Linked DNA regions of Homo sapiens: region 2 is linked to region 1. A link is a contact called in ENCODE Hi-C or POLR2A ChIA-PET data. All regions are on one chromosome and are shown on one strand. The core of a region is the stretch at or near the end of the contact, and the rest is flanking DNA. Distances in the headings are between cores, read along the strand shown.

Region 1 (4,826 bases), core at 911-3,410:
TTTCCCCATCTGCAAAATGGAAATGATAACAATAGAACTCACTTCATAGGGTGCATGAGTTAGTGTATCTAAGGCTCTTTGCAGAGTGTCTAGGGGCATAGTAAGTGCTCAGTAAACACTAGCTGCCAGGTAGTGTTATGGGAAAGGATGCCCTCAAGTCCTCTAGAAGAGGGATCAGGGACCCTCTGGCCGAACAAAGAGCTTTCCCTGATGGCACAAAAATGAAGAGGGGGGGTGACAATGAGTTTCAATGACTCCAATACCAGCCAGGGAACTGGACCTTGAGGAGCTGATCGCCTGCAGATCTTTAAGCTGGGGTTAGTCGTTGTCAGTTTCCAGGGTAGAAAGACCTTACTGGTTGCCAATCGTGAGGTCCAGAGTGAGCCTCTAGCTTCTTGGACTTCCTGGAAAGTTGGGGTGCATTTCGAGTTGACACAATGATGAAAGGGGTAAGTCCTAGGGACCGGGGCTGGTCCTGGGTGGCCTTGCAATAGAAAGGAGAGTCTCACACCACAAAGAAAGGACCCTCCTCCCATGCCTCCTGCCAGGGCCTATTGTGGCTGCAACCATGCTCCTAATAACCTAACCCAAGCCCTAACTCGTTTGTCATATAAACTTAAAGGATTTCTTGCACAGTGTTAATAAGACACCGAATTTTCCAGGAAAGCAACTATTGTGTCAATTGAGGGAAGACTGGACTTTGTGCTGTTCATAACCTGATTAAGAGGGGTTTTGACTAAGCCTGGGCACCTTCTCAAGGTCTCCTTGAGAAAGGGACACCTGAACTGAGAGCTGAAGAATGAGCAGGGGCCGACAGAGGAAGAGGAAGGGAAGAGTGTCCCACGGTGGTGTTGGAAATTAAAGCTCGAAGTCTCAAGGAAAACCAGCACTGAAATAAAAGATTTTTCAGCAAAGCCAATTTACTTCTGCAGAAGGGTGCCACTCACACATCTGGTCTTCAGGAAAGCACACCGAACAAAAGAGAGAAGGGGTTTTTATCCCTAATGCGGTTAGTCGCTGCTTCTGTGTCCTGTTCCCATTGGCTGGGGCTGGACTGCGCAATCTAAGCTAATCCCGATTGGCTAGTTCAAATGGAGCAGAAATGTGGGCTACAGTGGTAGGGCAAGCGGTTTCGGCAGGAAGAAGAGTTTCCGCGGGAATGGCAATTGTAGCGAGGGTATCCAAGGGAACAGATGTGAGTTATAGATTAGGACCCGCGGGAAGGTTGTTTACCGTAACTAGGGGTAAGGAGGTACAAAGAACAAGGAAGTTAGGCTTTGAAAATAGAGAACAAAGAACAAGTAAGCTGAACAAGTAAGTTCCTCTTTGGAGAGGCAAGAGGGCAAAGAAGCTGAGGACCCAGAAGACAGGATTGTGCCTAAGAAAGTGGCCTTGGAGCAGAGGCCCAAAGAAAGCGGGGAGAGCGCCTTGCCCATCGGTAAGGGAAAGGTGCTCCAGGCACAGAAGCAGCTAATGCAACGGCCCTGAGGCAAATGCAAGATAACTGGCAAGTTCCAGGAACAGCAAGGAGGGCAAGGCGCCTGGAGCAGAGGAAGCTAGCGGATCCCTTGATGAGAGGGAGGAACTGGCCCATCTCTCATGGGTCCTGCAGGCAGGCCATGAGACTGTCTTTTATGCGGGGCGAGATAACGAGGCATGGACGTGTTGTGAGCGGAGGCCTAGCCTGTTCAAGGTCTGAATTTTTACCCCTAGAATGTAAGAAGCATGGGAGCAGGGACTTTGTTTTGCTCCCTGCCATATCCACAGCCCTAGAAAAACGTCGGGCCATTGATAGCTCTCAGTAAATGCTTGACAAGTAAGTGAATGAACGAATGCACAATTAATGAAATGAGGGCTGCGTCAATGAATAACTGGGAATCTGACTCCTGCAGGGAGCCTTCAGCCCACAGGTGTATGTAAGACCCGCCCCGCCTCTCATCCTTCGGGCTCCCACCCCCGCCGTTAGGCTGCGGTTCGCGCCGCGGTCGCCAGAGGGCGCGGAGCGGCGGGGCTTCCCGCACGGAGGGCTTTGCGTGAGGCACCGCGTGGGGCGGGGCTGCGGGCGGGCTCCCAGCTGCTGGGCCCTCATCGGCTGGGCCTCGTCGACCGGCAAGCGGAACGCGGCAGCGGGGCTGGGCCTGTGCGGCGGCCGCCGGAGCGCTTTGGAAGGCGCACGGGGCGAAGATGGCGGCGGAGCGACAGGAGGCGCTGAGGGAGTTCGTGGCGGTGACGGGCGCCGAGGAGGACCGGGCCCGCTTCTTTCTCGAGTCGGCCGGCTGGGACTTGCAGGTAGCGCCGCGCGGCGGGCTGTGTCGGGTGGGCCGGGGACTGCTGGGAGCGGGCGCCTGGTGCCTTAAGCCCGCGGCGGCCGAAGCGCACAGTCATCCCCGCTCTACCGCGGCCCGACCCAGGCCTCATGGTCCCGGGACCGCTTGTCACGCGTCGCCTGCTCGGCTTGGGAGTGGGGGAACGCGGGCCAGCCCCAGCCAGTTCTGCCGTGCCAGTTTCACCCTGCCTCGCCCGCTTGCGGCGTCAGCGAGACTTCGGGCGCTGCGGCAGCCGGCGAGGAGAGGGAGCGCCTGGGGGCGTGGCTGCCGCGCCGAGTATCTGCTGGAGGCCGGGCTGGTCCGAGTGAGCAGCTCTTGGGTGAAGCCCCACTCGGGACTAGGTGGCCGCTCATTTCCACTTCCGAAGTCCAGCCCGGGAGTTGACCGCCGCCCAGCCTTCCTAATTGCTGGGAGAATACCTCTGGGGTGGTGGCGCAAGGTTGGAGCTTCTTCACCTTGCGTAGTTAACTTATCTGTAAAATGGGAGTCTCGTGGAAATTGCTGTGTAGTTCATTGGCACGTACTGAGTATTCACTAAATACTTGCTAAGAAGACTTAAGCTTCACGAGGCAGGGATTTTTGTACACTGATGAATTCCCAGTGCCTGGAACAATGCCTGGCACATAATAAGCATTCGGTAATTAACTGTAGAAAGAATTGCATAAATATTCTTGGCCAGCTTCGTCTTAGGTAGATGATGACGGTGATGACTAATATTTATTGAGTACCTACCATGAGCCAAGCGCTGTTCTGACTGCTTTACATGTCTTTTGTCATTTAACCTTCGCATTTTGCAGCTGAGATTAAAGAGGTTAAGTAACTTGCTCAAGGCCTCACTAGCTACCAGGCAGAAGAGGTAGAAGTGGAACCCAGTTCTGTCTGATTGCAAGCAGACAGAGCCCAAGCTTTAAACCACCATGTGCCAAGCACTTTACATAATATGATTCGTTGGATCCTAGCAACACTATGAGGTAAAGACTAGACCCATTTTATGGATGAGGAATTGGAAGCACAGAGGGCAAAGAATTTGCTCAGGGTCACATAGCCAGTAAGTAGCGGGGTTGGAATTTGAACTGAGTCTGCTGCCAAACGTAAATTACTCCCCAAACATAAGAATTCGGTAAAGCATCACACCTAGATCACACCTAGACACAATGGGAAGCCCCTATGCTGGGCAGAAATAAAAAGTTTCTACCTGAAAGACCTAAAAGCACACAGTGTTGTGACCAACAGATCTTCTGTCTCGTTCCCCTCACATTGTAGTGGGGAAACTGAGGATCATGCATGTGACTTGCCTGGCAGGAACAGGACTTGAATGTAGGCTCCCTGAGAATGCCAGTTCACTACATGGCCTGAGACAGCACACTGCCTCCCAGCAGATTACTTTTATCCCTTGACAGCTCACTGTCTCCTGTGAAGTTGGTGACCCTGAGGACAGAGGCCATGTCTATTTCATCTCTGTGACCTCAATGCTTTCTTGTGTTTGTGCAAAGCAAGTGATTAGTGAATGCCTGTCCGTTGAGTTGGTGACAGAGATGTCACAAATGACCAAAGGATTCCCATATTCCTTCTGTATGTGTAAACCTAAGATGCGAGTATGCATAAATCTTAATGGATTATCTCATCCAGTGTGCAGGTTGGTGAGACAGGTACCCCCATTTCACAGATTAGGAAACAACTTGAAAGAAAGGAAAAGTAGCAACCTGGACTGACTCCACAGTTCCTGACTCCGGGCTGTACTGGAAGCGCTTAAGAGTGAGGGCCTAAGCACACTAGCAGGGATGGAACCTGGCTCCTCTCTTTACCAGTTGTGTAAACTTGAACAAATTTTTTTTTAATCCTCAGTGCTTCTGTATCAACTATAAAATGAGATGATAAGAGTACTAATAGCATAGAGTTCTTGAGGATTAAACAAATTAACGTATGTAGAATGCTCAGAACAACCTGGCATGTAAATGCTCACTAAATGTGTGCTACTTTTACTAGATCACGTTTCTTCATAAAATGAGAATAAAGAGTGTCTTCCACCCCAGCCATTCTTACTGCCTTCTTTTCACCTTAGTGGGTGGAATTTGTTTCAGTTGACACGAAGACTAACAGCTGAGCTGTTAACCTTCTGGTCTAATTTTCTTTGGCCCATGGATGCAAGCTACCTTGTAAGTGTTGGCCATGTCTGTATTCCTTTGTGCTCAAAGGAGATGTGCGTTAGGTGAAGGCCTGTTTAAGGGTCCCAAGGTACTACCTCTCTGTTTCAGATCGCGCTAGCGAGCTTTTATGAGGACGGAGGGGATGAAGACATTGTGACCATTTCGCAGGCAACCCCCAGTTCAGTGTCCAGAGGCACAGCCCCCAGGTAAGGGCCAGCTTCAATTATCGCTACATGAGTGTTTCCAGCAGTGAAGAGGAGCTATTTTCTGACCAGAGCGTTCAGGCCTGGGTGTGTGGACCAGGTCTGAATGAGAAGGTTAGACTGAGTCAATGGGTAGTACTTCCCAGCAG
Region 2 (4,826 bases), core at 1,526-4,025, 340 kb before region 1:
CTGTAGACGATACAATGGTTGTTGTTTGGGGGCAGTTTGTTATGCTGTAGCAATAAATAGCCAGAAGAGACCAAGAGGCAGAAGTTGTTTGCTGAAAATAATGCAAAAATTATACCAGCCCTTGCCCAGCTACCTCCGGATTTCTTGCTACATGAAAAAAAAAAAAAAAATCCCTATTTGTTTAAGCCTCGTTGACACCTTGGGCTATTGCTCAGTCCTCAGTTTTCCATTTGTTAAATGGAGCATTAGCTCCTGTCTTACTACTTCCCAAAGGTGCCTGAGAGGGTAGAGTAAGAATGAAGAAGAGAAGGCCTTTTTCATGTAATATAAACAGTGCTTATGTTCCCAAAGATCAGCGAGTGACATGCTCAAACAGTTATAATATATTTAATGTGGTCATAATGGGAGTGAACTTGTCATGAACCAATTGCAATGGATTTTGGAATCAGACACGTTAGGGCTTGAGGCTCTCAGCTCTGCTAGACAAACTTCTAACTTGACAAATAGGCCAGTCATTAAATCTCTCCAAGCCTTAGTTCCCTCATCAATAAAGCACAGACGATGTGATTTCCCTCCGTTGAGTCTGTGTGAGGATTAAATTAAATGAGATTCATCCATCTATTTGATAAATATTGAATATCTCCTAGGGTCTAGGCCAAACACACTCTTGATATTGGTGGAGGCTGGTGTCCACTCACCCTTAAATCTAAATATTTAAAAATTATAAATCAGACCAATACCTTCTCTTAAATGTTCTATCCTTCTCCTCAGTAAGTATAACTTCTCAGCAGCCTGAAAGGCCAGGATTGATTTGGATTTCTTAGATACTCGCACTGAAATGTGGCGGTGCTGGGGAGAGCCAGCCCCATTCCCTGGTCGCTCATTTCCCAGCCTATAAACTGCCACCTTCCCTTCTCATCCCCAGCTCCATCCTGTACCGTGCACACCTCACCTGCATGTGTGTAGACATCCCAGGCTGCAGGTCCAATCTCCATCCACACCCTATCCTCTGCAGTGCCCCTTGGCTACACCCTGGGCTTAGTGTTCTGCCTCCAGACAATAGACCAGGAAGAGGCCTGGCAGCAGGCTTGGGACTTTTAGGTAGGGAGCTCAGGAATCCTAGGAATCTGTAGTATTCTAGACAAGGAGCAAAGACTTGGATGGGTATATCCCCTTGGCACTGCAGACTCTCTAGCCTGTGGGGATGTACGCAGCTGGAGGCTGGCCAGGGCAGAGCCCCGCTTGCCTGGGTCCAAGGATGGGCTGGTCAGCCTGTGCTAGGTGCTGCAGGTACATGAGTAGATGAAGCAGATACCACCCCTGCTTCTCCTACTCAAAGGTGAAGACACATCCCTGAAGTCAGGGCCTCAGTCTTAGCCCTATCTATAAGATGAGGGCTTACCTGATCTGACATCAGGTAATGTTGGAGACTTGGTGTACGTCCTCAGGAATGTCCTAGAAGCCAGGAGGTCAGATGAGGAGGGGCAAGCTTAAGGCCTAAGCAATCAACTTCCTCCTTGAACCTAAGGCTGGCAAGGCAGGAAGGGCACCCACCCTCTGGTCCAACTCCATCCACGCAACTCCTTCAGTGGCCATAACAACACAACTTCCCATCACACCTAGAATAAAAGTCCAGCTCCTTGCCGAGACCTGCAAAGCCTGCTACCCCCAGCTGCTGACCATCTCCAGTCTCCTTACTACTGCTCACTGAGTTCCATCCTTATGTTCATGAAACCCCACATCTACTCTCCCACCTCAAGGCCTTTGCCCTTGCTGTTTTCTCTGCTGGACACGCCCAGCTCTTTGCATGGCTAGTTCCTCTCACTGTGCAGGCCTCAGCTTACTCTCTTGCACAGAGACGTCCATTGACATCCTTTTAGGAGCAGCTCCTGTCTAGCCCCAGCTCTCTCTTGGGCGTGTCACCACTTTACATCCTTCCTAGTACAGCCAAAACTGGTGTAATGGAGTGTGCAAAAGCTTCCACTTGGGGCTGGACTGGCTGGGTCGAAACCCAGGCTGGGCCCAATATTCTCAAGTGCCGAGCCTACCTACTGCGCACTTGAGGCTATTGTTCAACCTGGTTCCCCACATATCGTGCAACCTGTTGTTTCTCCACCTATCGTGCAACCTGTTTCTCCACATATTGTTCAACTTCCTATTTCCCTTCAATAGATTATTCAACCAGCATTTTCCTATCTGTACAAGGGAGTGAGGATTACATGACCTAATGTGCATATAGCATAGAGCAGAGCCTGGCATAAGCGCTGCATTGGTGTTTGCTACGATATTAACACTTGTTGCTATTTGAAATTATTTTGTCTGTATGTTTCTTGTTTATTTCCCTCTTCTCTCTGACAGGCAAACTCCCCACAACAGCCTCCTCAACGCTGCCTCCCACAGTGCTTGGACAAAATAATTACAGCAAGATGCGGGCACTGAGCTGACTCCTTATGTAGGACATCCCAGTGCAGGTAGAGAAACTGAGGGACAGTTGGAGGTTCCTTGCCCTTGGTGATGCGGTGAGAGGGCCTGCAGGCACCAGCCCGGCCGCCCGCACCGCTTCTCGCGGACCCCAGCGGAGCCGCGCTTCTCGTGCCGCTCCTGAGGGTTTCCGCGGCGCCGGCGTTTTTGTTCCCGGCGCGTTTAAGTCGTTGAGGCCGAATCAAGCGAAGGCGGAAAAGCGGCGCGCAGCCCGCGTCAGCTGCAGTTCCGTCCCCCTGGTTCCCGGTGCGCTAACAAAGGCATTTGCATGAAAACAGGAACCCCGTCTGCAGAAAGGACTCGTTGGCGGGGTGCATCGTGCGCTCCAGTGCCCCTACCGCGGCGCCCCGCTCCCCAGGTGGGGAAGAAGCGGGGTGCGGGGACTGGCCCCAAACACGGCTCGGCCGGCGGGGACCGGCACGCTGCGGCCCGGGCGACCCCCTTCTCCGCCCCTTTCCCAGGCCGGCGGAAACGGCCGTCTCGGGCGTGGGCGCGCTTCTGCGGACTCCTCGGGACCTTTTACCCAGGCGTGCGGCCGGGGCGCCCGGGGCCTCGGGGAGCCGGCGCCAGCGTGCGGAGCGCAGCGGAGCGGAGGGAGCGGCGGGAGCGGCGTCCGTGGCTGGTCCAGGTCTGGGGCGCAGCCTCCAGGCTCGCCCTGCGCCGCTCTGGGCCTCGGCCTCTTCGCCTGTTCGACCGGGGCGCAAGCGTGTCACAGCGCCTGTCTGCAGGGGGAAGCGGGCTTCCCAGAGGGGCGCGTGGCTCGCAGAGGGGCTCCGGGAATATCCGCTCCGTTGGCCCTTTCCAGAGCTTTTCCTTAGCTGCTTCTCCTTTGAAATCCGCCTTTTTCCCAGCAGCCCTTGGAGGCAGGATAAATTAAGTGGTAAAAGCAGAGGATTAGGAACCGGGAACCCTGGATTCAAATCCTGCCCGCCGCTGACCAGCTTTGTAACCATGAGCAGGTTACTCCGCCTCTGGAGGCCTCAGCTTCCCCGTCTGTAAAATGGGGCCTAACACAGTCCAGAAAGTGCTTAGTGCCGCAGTGTCACACACCGAGTGCTTAATTCATTCTTAAAATTATCACTTCCAGCTGTGGGACAGGCGCAGGGTAGAAAGGGGTTTTCTTAAGGTCACAGGCGGGGTCAAAGGCAAACCCTCCGGGTCCTCACAAGTAAGACTTGCGAAGCAGCAAGTTCCCCAAAGGGTCTTATCCAGCCGGGTAAGGAGCGCCGGGGCATCTCCCCCCTCTCTCTCCGCGAAGACGCACAAGCAATGGCTGGCGAACCTACTGCCTGGAATGGGGTTCTTGGGTCGAGACCTTTAAAAAAATAAAGAAGAGGAAGAAGAAAGAAAGAAAACAAACAAACATGCACGCAAAAACGGAATGCCAGAGCCTTTGATCTAGGAGCCAGCTTGCTATTCAGGGCCGACCACCGTCTCGCCGCAGTTCCTCCCCGGGAAGGAAGCCTCGCGCTGCCCTCCGGTGGCAGGCGAGGTAGTGTCGCCTGGGCGCAACTCACAAGCAGGGGTTTACCGGAGAAGCCAGCTTCGCTCTGCGCGGGTGGGGGCTGTGGGGGAGAGAGGAGGGAAAATCGGAATTGTTCCCTGACTGCTGTTTTTTGGTCCCGGTGGATCTTGGGAGTCTTGGAAAGAGAATAATAAGGCTCTCTGCATTTGAAAGGCATAGGAGTTTTTACATTCTGGTTTTATTTATTTTTGAATGGATAACACATTTACACGATTCAAAAGATAAAAAAGAGGATAGCGTGAAAAGGAAGTCTCGCTTCCACTCTTGTTCCCCAGGCACCCAGTTCCCCTTCCTAGAGACAGCCATTGTTACATGTTTCTGTGTACCCACCCGGAGACAGTCCATGCAAATGCAAGTATTTTACAGGATCAATAGTAGCTTGCTCTGTATACTCTTCTGCCTCTTGCTGCTTCGCTTAAAAATGCATCATGGAGTTTGTTCCATGTTGATTCACATAGGGCTGCCTCGTTCTTTTGAACAGCTGCATAATATTCCATTGTTTGGCTCTCCTGTAATTATTTGATCAGTGTTCTATTGATGAGCCTTGAGGCTGCTTCTAATCTTCTGTAATCACAGTGTGTTACAACAAATAAGCACCTACATGCATTGTTATGCCTAGGTGCCAGTGAGGCACATAGCTATTGCGGTATAACAAACCACTCCGAAATTCAGTGGCTTTAAATAGAAAGCTTTTGGTATTGCTCATGTGGGTCAGCTGGGTAGCACTGCTGATCTGGGCCAAGCTCAGCTAACTTTGCATTTGCTCCTTGTGTCTGGGATCAGAAAGGGTGGGTCAGCTGGGGCTGGTTTATTTAGGATG

Evidence for each region. Hi-C counts contacts between places; a loop is a spot of excess contacts on that map. ChIA-PET counts read pairs that join two places held with the same protein, here RNA polymerase II (POLR2A). Pooled maps may share reads with other maps.
Region 2: a map of ascending aorta shows a loop between it and region 1 (2.8-fold over the local background). The contact joins the enhancer-like site here to the promoter of NSFL1C in region 1. A Hi-C loop is called at or near these places in 1 of 168 maps with a recorded cell type or tissue (ascending aorta) and 4 of 50 pooled maps. POLR2A ChIA-PET finds 5 or more read pairs at or near these places in 1 of 52 experiments (H1).

What each region holds. Positions count from the first base shown.
Region 1 is chr20:1,464,183-1,469,008 of GRCh38, reverse strand. NSFL1C (NSFL1 cofactor) reads left to right here and starts at 2,160. Exons shown (of 9, transcript NM_016143.5): 1 at 2,160-2,289; 2 at 4,583-4,680. The coding sequence starts at 2,185. RefSeq lists a silencer at 1,866-2,135 and an enhancer at 2,430-2,931.
Region 2 is chr20:1,801,625-1,806,450 of GRCh38, reverse strand. No RefSeq gene overlaps it. Among named protein-coding and RNA genes, the nearest start is that of SIRPA, 91 kb to the left of the region's middle. RefSeq lists a silencer at 2,830-3,079. Within about 2 kb of position 2,775, at least 26 of the 41 ENCODE cell types and tissues checked have a DNase peak (open chromatin) inside an H3K27ac peak, as active enhancers do; they include ascending aorta, where a contact is called at or near this core.